Linked DNA regions of Homo sapiens: regions 1 and 3 are each linked to region 2. A link is a contact called in ENCODE Hi-C or POLR2A ChIA-PET data. All regions are on one chromosome and are shown on one strand. Each heading gives the region's core, a stretch centred on a gene start or an enhancer-like site at or near the end of the contact. The rest is flanking DNA. Distances are from core to core; before and after follow the strand shown.

Region 1 (3,989 bases), core at 870-3,369, 300 kb before region 2:
TGAGGACAAGCTGCAGTTCGGACCAGCCTCCTGTGGAAGCAAACATGCAGTCACTGGCCTCCAGAGTTTGGCTTAACACAGCTCTTCCTCTTCCTGAAAGTTACAGCAGGAAGCCGTTTTCAACGTTGCTTGTAAAACTGTAACTTCAGCATTACACAAACTTCAGGAATGAAAGCTCACCTGCAGGAACATGAGTGAATATAAACAGGGGTGCCTAGAACCACTGCTCACAGCTAGAAGCCTGCGCGGGAGATGGGGGTGACAGGATAGGAACGGGGCGGCTCAGGCCCCAGCCATGGCACCATCACAGAGTGCGTGCCTCCCTCCTGTTTTCATGCACGTGGCACATGCCGGAGGCAGCCAGGTCACCAAGTGGTCAGAGCTTTCCTCTGCTTTACACCACGTAGGACCCATCTGAGCATTTTCCGGAATAATTATAGGGTGATTTTTCAGGGAACGTGGGCAGTGTTTCTATTTTCAACTTTAAGTTTCATGGAGGAAATTTTTAGAGTAAATGGTGTTATGTATATGGCTATATTTCAGCTAAAATCTGTATTCAGTTGGTTTAAGATTTGAAGGAAAGAATAAGGAGATTATAGATTGGAGACTGGCTTCTCAGGAAGTTTCTACAGAATCTAATCTTATCTCATTGCTTGTATTTGTACTTCTCTATTCAGAAACAACTAACAATATAGAGTTTTTCATCTTTTCGGAACCATTAGAGTTTGTTCTTTTTTTTTTTTTTTTTTTTTTTTTTTTTTTTTTGTGAGACGGAGTCTCGCTCCGTTGCCCAGGCTGGAATGCAGTGGCCTGATCTCAGCTCACTGCAAGCTCCACCTCCCGTGTTTATGCCATTCTCCTGCCTCAGCCTTCCGAGTAGCTGGGACTACAGGCGCCCACCACCATGCTTAGCTAATTTTTTGTATTTTTAGTAAAGACGGGGTTTCACCGTGTTAGCCAGGATGGTCTCGATCTCCTGACGTCATGATCTGCCTGCCTCGGCCTCCCAAAGTGCTGGAGGCCGTGAGCCACCAGCTACAGGCGTGAGCCACCGTGCCTGACCTCGACTTTGTTCTTAAAAATGTAAAAATATCTATTTTTTTGCAGTTTTCCCTTTTGGCAATAAAAGTATCATTATATATTAGGTCTTTAATATATATAATGCCATTAATAGATATAGACTTTATTAATGAATGTTAGAATATATAATGTGTGTGTATATTATATATTCTAACATTCAGTGTATATATATATATATACACACACACACATTATATATTCTAACATTCAGTGTATGTATATAAATATACACACACATTGTATACTCTAACAGTCATTAATAAAGTCTATATAGAATGAAAATTATGACATTTAGGTTCTTACTGACTGAAGCCATTTTAAATATTAGATGTTAGTGTAACTTTTTTGATTGTTCACAGACTATTCAATGTCTGAAGTTGTTTTACTATCTTCAAGGGCAAAATAAAATTCTTTGTACACTTGCTTGAGTTTTCTTTGTTTACCTTGAGGATGAGCTGGTGAAGACTTAAAGGCAAATTGAATGCATCTGGTTTCAGATCCAATGAGTGCAGCTCACAGAGGGTTTTCTTAAAAAGGCATTTGTATCTTTTGTAGAAGCACATTGGAGATCTTTCACAAGCCCTTGAAGAAGTCAGGAATAAAAAGTTGCAACTTCCCCGGGAGAGAGCAACTCTGACCCTAAAAGTTAACGTTACATCCCAAACGTGGAAAACAGGAAATTTCAGATGGGTTTTGGCAAAACACATAGTGCCACTCCTTCTCTTGGTGTGCTAAGTTTTCCCAAGTCTGTGTACTCCTTATAGCGCAGGAATTCTCCAAAGGCCAACATTTCAGTTCCAGAAAGAGAAATAGAATCAACGGCAACAACAACAAAACAACTTTACCAAGAGCAAGCAAATTGCCTCGTCTTGGTGACTCCTCTGCAAAACTGCAAATTCCACCCCCGTGCGGCGGGGCAGGACATCTCCCAGACAGCTGGGGACACCCTTTCCAGCGGGAGCGGGAGGCGCTGTTGTTCAGGAAAGGAAGTTGTGTGTTTGTGAATGAGCGCACTTTGTGGTTCATGTGTTTGGGCAGGACAAACTACACCACAGGGTTGGGCGGGGCTGTGTGTGCTGGGCACGTACGCTTCTTTGTTTTGTCAGCTTCCCGAGAGATCAGGGAGAGCATAGATATATCCCTTTTTCAGTTCAGAGGAAAACACCTAACAACAACCTCAACAAACACAACAACAACAGCAAAAGGACGAAGCGTGAGCCAGAAATTCCATCTGCGTGAGTATGCTGGGAAAAGCCTGGCGAGGAATCCTGGTTGGTGAAAAACAGATTCGGTGCTTATTGTTCTGCTCTGTAAGTCACCAAAGAAATGTGGGCGTGTGCTGCTGGAAAGAAAATAGACTTCCACAAAAAGTATGAATCACTTTTGTTAATTGTCAAAGAAAATATATATTAAGTGATTACTTAGCTTCTGGAATTAAAACAAAATGAAAACAAACAAGCATCCTCTGTCTCTCAATACTTTTAAAACTGAAGATGGCAAAATAAGGCAAACCAAAGCCACCAGTGCATCTTGGCATGGTCAGCAGAGGAGGGCAAGTTTTCTAAAACCTTAAAAAGTATCTTGGTGTCATGAGCCTTAGAGTTATTTGAAATGCAGTTATGTGAAACCCCCCTCTATCTTTCATGAAGCCTCAGAAAGGAGTCCAGGGAGCCGGGGTTTGTGGAAGTTAGAATTTATCTGATGATCCAGAGCTGCTTCTCCCCCACGATAGGTCACCGTGAATCGGAGTATTTTGTGGTTGGCCTTTTCAAACAGGCAAGCATTTGGTGGTTTGTCTTTTGTTTAATTTGTTACCAGATCACACAAGATATTTTTCAACAGAATTTCAGAAAGCATCTTGGGAAATCCACAAAAATGGGCTGAGTCATCTAACCAGAAACAGTCCACACCACATCTGACTCTGAATGCCTGGCTTTTCTTTCTTTGGGGAGAAAGTTCTCAGCATCAGTTGGATGAAAGGGCAGGGAAGTCGAGATTGATTTGGGGTTTACAGGGACATAAAGAGAAATTACCAGCCCCAGACTCTGAAAATTTTTAAGGTATCAGAAAAGTGCTTGTGATAGAACCTGATGATTGCTTTTGGTGCCTGGGATGGTTATTAAGGGTCAAAATAATGTGGAGATGCCATCATGGAAAAGTGACTGTGATATGAATCTGTTGCTAAAAATGATGATTTCAAGGAGCAGAATGACATTCCATCCACCTATGACACGCACTTCACATTTGGTTAAGGGTTAGGCCAAGAGCTTTTTTTCTTTCTTTCTTTCTTTCTTTCTTTCTTTCTTTCTTTCTTTCTTTCTTTCTTTCTTTCTCTCTCTCTCTCTCTTTCTTTCTTTCTTTCTTTCTCCCTCTCTCTCTCTCTCTCTCCTCTTTCTTTCTTTCTTTCTTTCTTTTTGTACAGCTCTTGCAGCTCTAAACCCACAAAGCAGGTTAGGTTTCCTCTGGCCTGTGACCTAATCTTTAGTATTAGAGGAGGCACTGATTTGTTTGCTCTGATGTAAGCCCAAAGGGAATTTGGCTTCTTGATTTATAACAGGATTGGGTTTCAGGCCTCTAACAGTTAAAACCGGTCTTCAGCAGAGACTCAAGCAGGGGGAATGAAAGTTACACAGTGCGTGGATTAGTCCTTTGGTGTTTTTGACACAGTTTCTTTTCATAGGAGAATCTTATTTCAAATAGGGAGGCGTTTCCCCGTTTTAGAAAATGCTTGTGAAATGCATGACTCATTACGCCCTTGCAAAGAGCCAAAAAAAGTTCTGCAGAGTCTAGGACAGGACTAAACCGCAGCTAAGTCTAATATTTCAGTCTTGCTGAAACAGCTGTTCCCACTCGGGTCCGAGAGCGGGTGGGAGTAGAGATGGTGTGTGGGGGGGTCCCCACTTCAGTTC
Region 2 (4,224 bases), core at 1,103-3,602:
ATATTACATTCTGCAAATGCGAAAGGAAAAGAAATGGGTATCTGCTCAGTGCCGATTTCAGAGAGTATCTACAAAGCTTTTCTCTTTTGCACAGATACTGCACTGAAGACTCGGAGGGGTTGAGCCGCTGGAGCCACGCAAATTCAGACACCTCTTCCGCCCCAGGTCACTCTACTCGCCCACGCTGCCTGCCACACCCATCCGGTTGTGCGGGACACTCCCCGCGTTTCTTCAGCGATTCTTATCGGGCTCCCTCCTTGTTCAATAAAGGTGAAGGGTGTGGGGTTTTCTGTGCATACGCTCAGGAAGTTGAGTCCCGGTGAAACGTGTCAGGTTGCCATTTCCCAGGCTGGAAAGATTTTCCCAGGACGGGTATGAATAGACGATGAAAGTGCACACTCTTACCCGGCTGCCCGACCCAGGTGCCAGGCTTCTGACTCAGGACCATCTGTGGGTGCGAGTGCAGGGAGGTGAGTCACTGCAGCCTTGCTCAGTCCCCCTGCAGAGGTCAGATCCTGGGCCCCAAAAGCTGCTCCAGGATGAAAGCCTGCTCTCAGTGAGACTAAAATCCTGGTCATTTGTGTTCTGCAGTCATGAGCATGTAACCCTAATGTAGAACAACAACTTAGCCAATGACTATTTTTTCTGTTCATGCCACAGTACCTGAAGGAGAATTGCTGCTTCTCTTAATGGTGCCTGCCACCCAACCCAATAGTTAGCATGTGAACGTCTTGCTTGAGATCAGCTTCTGGGTGTAAAAATAAATTTAAATATAGAAAATTCAAATAACACCCATTCATTTATCAAAGATCTCAAATGTTCTATGATCAAGGCAAAAATCTAGTAGCCAAACAGAGGGTTCCCTAGCTGGTTTGACAGCCACACAGAAGGATGGTTTGTACACAGCCACTATTTTTCTAGAAGCCAGGGTAGCTTATGTTTGGGACATATATAAAATACAAGGTAAAGGCTCTTTGATTTGGGGAGGGATGATGGGAGGGGAAATAAAGGCATAAACATGAAGTAACAAGGGAAGTCAAAAATTCAGGTAGATAAGGCGAGAGCTGACGCTGTTGCAATCCATTCTTCATTCCCCATACGTGAGTTGCCTGAGGTTTCTGAGGTCACAGAAGCTGTGATGAACATGATTCAGTAGGAAGCAAGCAGGAATAGGAGCCAGAATCCTGAGTTCTCCTCTCAGCTCTGATGCTGACACTGTGATCTTATTATGTAAGATTAAATAAAAATCGTGTTTTAGACACGTAGGCAGAGAAAAAGTCACCATGCTGAAATTGGCCAAGGGACTGAACAGAACCTGTTGCGTAGGATCTTTTCATGATTCTAAGTTCTACAGGAGTTAGACACAATATCTGAACGGTCTCAGGTCTCTATCTTTAAGATACTAGAACTCAGGATTGAACTGGAATTTGAAGCAGAATACTCTGTTTGCTGAGTGCTGAGTTCTGCCAAGAGATAAATTTTTCTCCAGCCTCTGCAGACAGAGGCACCCTGAGCTCCTGGGATCTGGGGCAGCAGCCTCAGGGCTGTCCTGGATTTGAACGGCAAGTACAGAATTGCACCCATCCTCTCAGTAAACCTGAGCAGTAGACATCCCCATGCCCACTTTAGAAAGAGGGAGGTTAAAGCTCCCATGTGTTAATCAGTTCTCATGGTTAGAAACTTCTGGAGCTGGCATTTGAGAGATCTGTTGGACTCTGAAGCACATCTGTCTTCTCATTTAAGCCCTGTTCTAGGCATTTGCCCATACAGGGTGTGAGACTGGGCTTGTCAGTAACGTCCCTGCACTTGTAGAAACAGGACAGAAGAGGCTGCTGGCATGGGCCACCACACAGGCAATGGGCTAAGAAAGAACAGTCAGGATGCAAGAGAGAAATTTCTCCGAGTTCATAACCAGCCGATTGTGCAGGTGCAAACTTTGTGATCTGTGCACACCAAAGATCATTTCCGTATTTGCCTTGTAGCTGCCACTGTTGTTGTTTGCTAGGGAAAGGTGATAGTCCCTTGAAAACCTGTTCTGTTGCCCTGAGGCCACTTGATATCCAAAGTTTTCTTCATCCCTCAACCACAGCAAGCACTGACCCTCACAGTGACAGAGTGTGGGCAATGCACTCTGCACTCCTGAGTTACACAAATAAGGATTGATTTGATCGTTTCAAAACAAGGAGGTCACTGCAAAATTCAACAAATGCTCAGTAATGCCATTTTCTTCGCTGAGAGCTCCTCCTCTGCCAGCAGTACATGTCCCTCTCTAAGAAAAGGACTCTCAGAAGTGGGCAGATCGTAAGAGCTATGACTGATGATGAAGCAAAGATGAAAATCGTCTTCATGACTTGCATGTGCAGCAGAGGAAACCACAAGTTATTCCCTGCAAGCCGGAAGCGGGCGGATGTTTTCATGGCCAAAGCCAGCAGTCCCCATTTCTGTCTGTCATATTTTAGGGTAACTTGATGGAAGAGAGGGAGCAGGTGGCAGGGACAGCAAAGCACAGGCACCTTCTAGAAACAGTGAAGGGCTCAAGACATCCTGAGAATGCCAACTGGGTGCATGTGTCTGCTTTTGACCCACCCCAGATCTTTCTGTTTCTGAGTCCTGTACACCTGCAACAAGGGTAGGAGGGTAGTTTTTTAAATCGTTTTCCCTGTTTTACAAAGAAGAAATTACAATTACAATCTGGATCCCATGGGGCTGTGACATACATCACCCACCTTTGTGCCAGGACTGGGGCTAAGCTCCTTGCAGATACAATTTTTAATCCTGACAATCTTCCAGCACATTTGCTATCCTCAACCCCAGTTTTACAAATGACAAACTGAAGCAGAGGGAGGTGATGAAGCAGCTGCATCATATTTGAACACAATTCTCCCAGTTAAAGGTGCATTTCCATGCATTTGCTCTTGAGAGCTCCTCACCAACTCGCGAATTTAGGAAGATGAGAATTTCTCCTTCAGATACGTAGTGTGTTGGCCCACATCACAGAGCTAGTAGGGAGCTGGGTTCTGGAACCCAGGCCTTTGAGCTTCGGTGCATTTAATTTGTTGCTGAGATCTGAATATTTCCTTGTGACTGATCATGAAAACGTGATGAAATGGAAAAGAGTTACTAAAAGGAATGGTGGACGTGGGACTGGAAACAAAACAACGTGCCTCTAAGTTAGCCATTGGGGTAAAAGTGGAGCGAGGTCAGAGGCTCGTCAGGACTGTACTGGGCACGGCCCTGGCCTCCTCACTCACTGCCCACAGCAGCCCTCCCAGGGGACTGCACTGGTGGAGGAGGGGCAGACCCAGTCTGCCCTCGGATGGGACGCAGGGATTCAAAGTCCATTTTTCCATCTGAAACACTGACTGCATCACACGTTACCTTTAACTGGAAAAAGACAACATGCACTTTGCAATGTTCTGCGTTAAGATGAATACATGATGAACAGTGACAGCTTAACTGTCTGGTTGACCTTGAAGAAAAAAAGACAACCATTCTGTTTTAATGTAGTCAAATAAACATCAAGTGGCTTGCAAGTAAAAAGCAGGAAAAGGCAGCACTTTGTGAAAAAGGAGGTTTGGGATTTGTAAACGTTTTAACGAGTCATCTGGGAAAACCCGAGGTGTGTCTCCTGTGCAAAAGACTCACATCCGGAATTACAAAGGTTTTGCATTTAGCACAGAAGTGATGCGTCGAAACACCCGATTGTTTAAATTTTAATGACAAACAAAAAACGTGCTTTAATAAGATTTCACTTTCATTTCCCTGAGTAGCTATGTTCTGGGGCCTGTGAATCTTCTTGGAGCATTAAATGCATTTGTCAATTTGGGGGGTAGCCTTTCAATTAATATGAAGTCAAAATAAAAGGACACTCACAGGTCCTTTCTTTCCCAGGTGGGGGTTCTTCCTGGTGTTGTACTATTGAGAACTGAATTGACAGGTGTGTGGACATCCCTGGTCATTGTCTTCTGCTGTCTAACCACGTCGTCTTTCCCATAGGCTTTCCATCTACTGAGAAAGGGGAGAAGGAAGAGAATGAAATGGAAAATGAGTGATTGGTCTTATGTAAACCCTTCTAGGCAAAACAGGAACCAGAGGGGGTCTGATATTTTGGATCAAATGAGTTGCTGGTTTTATTTAGAGATCCTGCTTAGAATTAATGCGTCCATGCTGTTGGAGAAGAGAGCAAAGTAGTGACAACATCAGGCTCATTGTTCATTCATTCAT
Region 3 (4,477 bases), core at 1,384-3,883, 360 kb after region 2:
AGATCATGCCATTGCACTGCAGCCTGGATGACAGAGAGAGACTCCATCTCAAAAATAAAATAAAATAAAATAAAATAAAATAATAATAATAATAATAATACATTTCCGAAGTCTCCAAAGAATGAAAAATTTCAAATGTAGGACTCCTAAAAATTGTTGTAGAGGTCAATCATCACCTAAAACCTCACTAGTTCTGGGGAAGAACACTCAGTGATTAGTGGAAGACCATGTTTCTTGGCCACTTCTTTTCTTTAACCAAAATTTTCAGTGAATGCAGCAAAGGATGCTACCATTCTTTTAAGCACTAATGTGAATGAAACCACAGCCACAGCAATAATCTGAAACCATCCCCAGCAGGTTGACAGGAATTGAATACCAGGTTCTAGACAGAAATATGGTTATAATTAAGCATTCATCAGGCTGCATGCTGGCCCACTTCCATGTTTCTAAACGTCACATAGCACTAGATACCAGCCATTTGCATTCCACTGTCCCTATAAACTGGATCTCTGACATTAGAATTATAAGGCTTTAGTTTAAGGATTGCTTAAGGTGTTCTTCAGACCTGAATTTGGGCAACCAATTTGAAGAGCCACAGAGGAATGGACTCAGCATGAGAATACAGCTTCTTCTTGCACTCATTGATCAGTCAATGATCTTTTCACTTTGGCCCATTCCAAAACCCTGAAAAATCCTAACCCTAAATTCTTTGTGGAGATGGATTAGAGGTTTCCTCCTGTCTCCTCATTCAGTGACTGTACAATTAAATCTCTTACTCTGGTGCAAGCCCCTATCTTGCTGTGTGGACTTGGTGCATGTATTGGGGAATAAACCTACTATGATTACATCTCTCTCAGAGTTGTTGGTTCTTCATACATTTTGCATGGCACATACCACCTGGAATAAAGACCATATTTGTTGGCCTGCTGTGACAAGCAGAATTCTAAGGTGCCTCCCAAAATTCCTCTCCCTGCTGTACAAGTCCTGTATCATCTAGGGCTGTGAAGAGGATCGGCTATCACTCCTGTGATTAGTTTTGATTAGAGGTAACATTTTATTTTTAAAAAGGGAGATTAACCTGGGTGGATCTGACCTAATCAAGTTGTAACCAACCAGTGGGTTTACCTCGCCTGCTGCCTAGACAGAGCCAATTTCTCAAGACAGGGGAGTTGCAATAGAGAAAGAGTAATTTATGCAGAGCCAGCTGTGCTGGAGGCAGGATTTTTATTATCACTCCAATCAGTCTTCCTGAGAATTCAGGGATCAGAATTTTTAAGGACAACTTAGTGGGTAAGGGGAAGCCAGGGATCCTGGAGTACTGATTGGTCTGAGAGGGAATCATAGGGAGTCGGAGCTGTCTTCTTGTGCTGAGTCAGTTCCCAGGTGGGGGCCACAAGATCAGATGAGCCAGTTTATTGAGCTGGCGGTGGCAGCTGATCCATCAAGTGCAGGGGCTGCAAAATATCTCAAGCGCTGATCTTAGGAGCAGCGTAGAGAGGGTTAGAATCTTGTAGCCTCCAGCTGCCTGACTCCTAAATCATGATTTCCAATCTCGTGTGTAATTTCTTAGTTCTACAAAGGCAGTCTAGTCCCCAGGCAAGAAGGTGGTTTGTTTTGGGAAAGGGCTGTTAATAGTTTTTGTTTTGAACTATAAACTATAAACTGGCCAGGCATGGTGGCTCACACCTGTAATCCCAGCATTTTGGGAGGCTGAGGTGGGCAGATCACTTGAGGTCAGGAGTTCAAGACTAGCCTGGTCAACATGGTAAAACCCCATCTCTACTAAAAATACAAAAATTAACTGGGGCCAGGTGGTGGGTCCTGGCTACTCAGGAGGCTGAGGCAGGAGAATCGCTTGAACCCGGGAAGTGGAGGTTGCAATGAGCCAAGATGGAGCCACTGCACTCCAGCCTGGGCAACAGAGCAAGACTCTGTCTGGAAAAACCAACCAACCAACCAACAAACAACAAAAAAACCACTATAAACCAAGTTCCTCCCAAAGTTACTTCAGCCTACACCCAGGAAGGAACACGGACAGCTTAGAGGTTAAAAGCAAGATGGAGTCAGTTAGGTTAGATCTCTTTCACTGTCTCAGTCATAATTTTGCAAAGGCCATTTCAAAGTGACCACTAAAAGGAACTGGGATTGCAGGGTGCAGAGATTCAAACACAGTGCTGGGACCACTCTCTTCTGGATTTGACTCATGCGTGAGAGGAATAAACCTATACATTTTACTTAGCCACCTGCTTTTCGGAATTTGTGGGCAAGCTAGATTTTACCGAATGCAGACTAACCTGCTCCAACTCAAACAAAGAACCAGCTTTTAAAATTGTGGTTTATTATATAGGTTGTAATGTTTTGTCTTCTAGAATCTGCAGACACAAACAACCCATACGCTTCATTCCACAATTCACAGACCGTGGTCATTAGCAAAAAAGGTCAGAGGGAAAATTCATGGGCCTTATCAGAAAATTATTAGCCTGATAGATCAATGCTGTGTTTGAAGTATTCTAATGTAATCAACTGCCTCTGCAAAGTGAACAAAAGGAGGCCATTATGCAAATAAGAACCATTCATTTCAGAGGAAGGAGCTTTGGTTTCCTGGTACAGAGTCAACAAAATGAGGAAGCTGCGAAAGCCCTGGCTCATGTAGTTAACCTTGGGTCACTGTACCCTCCAGCCTCAGCACAGTTAATCCATGAATACTTGCAGTCAACAGCCTCTAAAGGTCACCAGACTCTGAAGTCCAGTTACTATTTGTTACCAAGTTTACAATTCAGAATTTATAGGAAATAAATATGTAGCCTGCATCACTAATGTGCCAAGCTTTGGGACAGGTTTCTTTCTAATTAGATCTCTGAAGGATTTTCCTGAAGGAGTCCCTCATGCTCTTGATTTCATCAACAGGCACTGTGCGGAAGCCCCTCCACCATGATGGTTTTGCTCAAGAAACCTTCATCTTGCAAAAGACAAAATGACAACAAATTCCGTTCCAAGATGCCAATTGGCTTTATTGACATCCTAGAATCAGGCAGCACTATATTCTCTAAAATGGAATATGTGTTCCAATGAACTGAACACAGGAGATTGGCTTTACAGATAGAAAAAGGGCTGAAGAAAGAGAAACAAAGAATAAAAAGTGTATTGGGTGCTTCCAAGTTACTTTCCTTGTAAGCCACTGTGTCAGAGGCATTTGAACCACAGCGACTCCATCTTGAGTGAGGACTAGGAAAACGAGGCTGGGACTTGCTGAGCTGCATTTCCAGAAAGTCAGGCATCCTTAGCTTCTAGATGTTTATTAAGCAGACCCAGACTCGGGAGTGTCTAGATATCCCGATATCTGGAGAACAAAGGCATTCCTAATTTTGCTTTAAAGATAATAATATCGATTCTTGCAAAATATAGTAATTGAGAAAATTAATCCTTTATCACAAACCCTTGTAGCAGAGCTTATCTCTTCATGATCTTTTTTATCCTACATATACAAGTATTGTACCTAGGGTGGACACATTCCTCCTCTTACTTTCGGGTCTGTCCTACTCTGTCTGTGGAGTAGCCGTATTTTCACCACTTTACTTTCTTAATAAACTTGCTTTTACTTTGCACTGCAGACTCACCCTGAATTCTTCCTTACGCGAAATCCAAGAACCCTCTCTTGGGGTCTGGATCAGAATCGCTTTCCTGTAACAACTGGGGCCAGAAAGAAGAAACAATAGAAAAACTGATGAGTTCACATGATGTGACTTCAGATTAAGGATTTAAACACAGGGAACTTCATTATCCTGCCCATTGAAGACTAAACCTGTCCTGTTCAGGAAGTTAGGCTATCTCTCTCCTGGTTCCTCAGAGGGCAGAGAACTGCTCAGTTTGGGTTTGGGTTTGGTAAGCCTGGGTGACCCCACTATGATTTGTCTGGTCTGTTGCGATCGCAGGAGTTTAGTCCAAAATAATGGCCTCAAATTTTGTTGAACAATCTATACGGAAAGCAATATCCACCTCTGAACATTTCACAAAACACATCAGTGTAAAGTGTTGAGAAATCTTTTTAACTTAAAAAAAAAACAAACAAAATCTCAAGATTTCACAATGTTTTTTGATTCTGACATCTCTCCCTCTCCCACCTCCATCCCCTTCACTCAAGGTGCACCTATCAATAGCTTGAAAAACACAAGTGTGGGATAGGCTGTTTTGGATCATAAAGTTCTGCTCAAAGGGTGAATCCATTAGCCACAAGTCACTGGAGCTACTGTCTGCAATGACAAATTTGTTTCCACTAATTGAGAAGCCAGTAAAGGCATCAACTACAGATGTAAAATTTTCTTCATGTACAAGAAGGGGGAAAAAACAGTAACTCCACTGTGGCACTACCACTTTGCACTTGCTATTTATGGGATGGTTTTCTTCACAAGGAAAAAAAAAAGTACAAGTGGGAGCATTGGCAACTGTTAATTACAATGAGATAATGATCATTCGATAA

The links. A loop is a pair of places that touch in the nucleus more often than their neighbours do. ChIA-PET counts read pairs that join two places held with the same protein, here RNA polymerase II (POLR2A). Pooled maps may share reads with other maps.
Region 1: a map of PC-3 shows a loop between it and region 2 (6-fold over the local background). The contact joins two enhancer-like sites. A Hi-C loop is called at or near these places in 34 of 168 maps with a recorded cell type or tissue (CD14-positive monocyte, Calu3, GM23248 and 22 more), 5 of 37 single-sample maps with no recorded cell type and 23 of 50 pooled maps. POLR2A ChIA-PET finds 5 or more read pairs at or near these places in 10 of 52 experiments (AG04449, AG04450, CD4-positive, alpha-beta T cell and 7 more).
Region 3: a loop to region 2 is called in a map of B cell, with 5 times the contacts of the local background. The contact joins two enhancer-like sites. A Hi-C loop is called at or near these places in 3 of 168 maps with a recorded cell type or tissue (B cell and naive thymus-derived CD4-positive, alpha-beta T cell), 20 of 37 single-sample maps with no recorded cell type and 12 of 50 pooled maps. POLR2A ChIA-PET finds 5 or more read pairs at or near these places in 13 of 52 experiments (H1, OCI-LY7, activated B cell and 8 more).

What each region holds. Positions count from the first base shown.
Region 1 is chr10:3,465,477-3,469,465 of GRCh38, forward strand. All of the region lies in intron 3 of LINC02669 (long intergenic non-protein coding RNA 2669), which reads right to left. The region is part of intron 1 of LOC105376360 (a long non-coding RNA gene); the gene reads left to right. The region is part of intron 1 of LOC124902538 (a long non-coding RNA gene); the gene reads left to right. Among named protein-coding and RNA genes, the nearest start is that of LINC02669, 35 kb to the right of the region's middle. RefSeq lists an enhancer at 1,832-3,031. Within about 2 kb of position 2,120, at least 32 of the 41 ENCODE cell types and tissues checked have a DNase peak (open chromatin) inside an H3K27ac peak, as active enhancers do; they include CD14-positive monocyte and PC-3, where a contact is called at or near this core.
Region 2 is chr10:3,762,924-3,767,147 of GRCh38, forward strand. LOC105376363 (a long non-coding RNA gene) reads left to right here. Exons shown (of 4, transcript XR_001747332.1): 2 at 95-470. Among named protein-coding and RNA genes, the nearest start is that of KLF6, 20 kb to the right of the region's middle. RefSeq lists enhancers at 1-872, 2,899-4,098. Within about 2 kb of position 2,353, at least 6 of the 41 ENCODE cell types and tissues checked have a DNase peak (open chromatin) inside an H3K27ac peak, as active enhancers do; they include CD14-positive monocyte and PC-3, where a contact is called at or near this core.
Region 3 is chr10:4,125,543-4,130,019 of GRCh38, forward strand. No RefSeq gene overlaps it. Among named protein-coding and RNA genes, the nearest start is that of LINC00702, 120 kb to the right of the region's middle. RefSeq lists an enhancer at 2,243-2,882 and a silencer at 2,621-2,821. Within about 2 kb of position 2,634, at least 7 of the 41 ENCODE cell types and tissues checked have a DNase peak (open chromatin) inside an H3K27ac peak, as active enhancers do.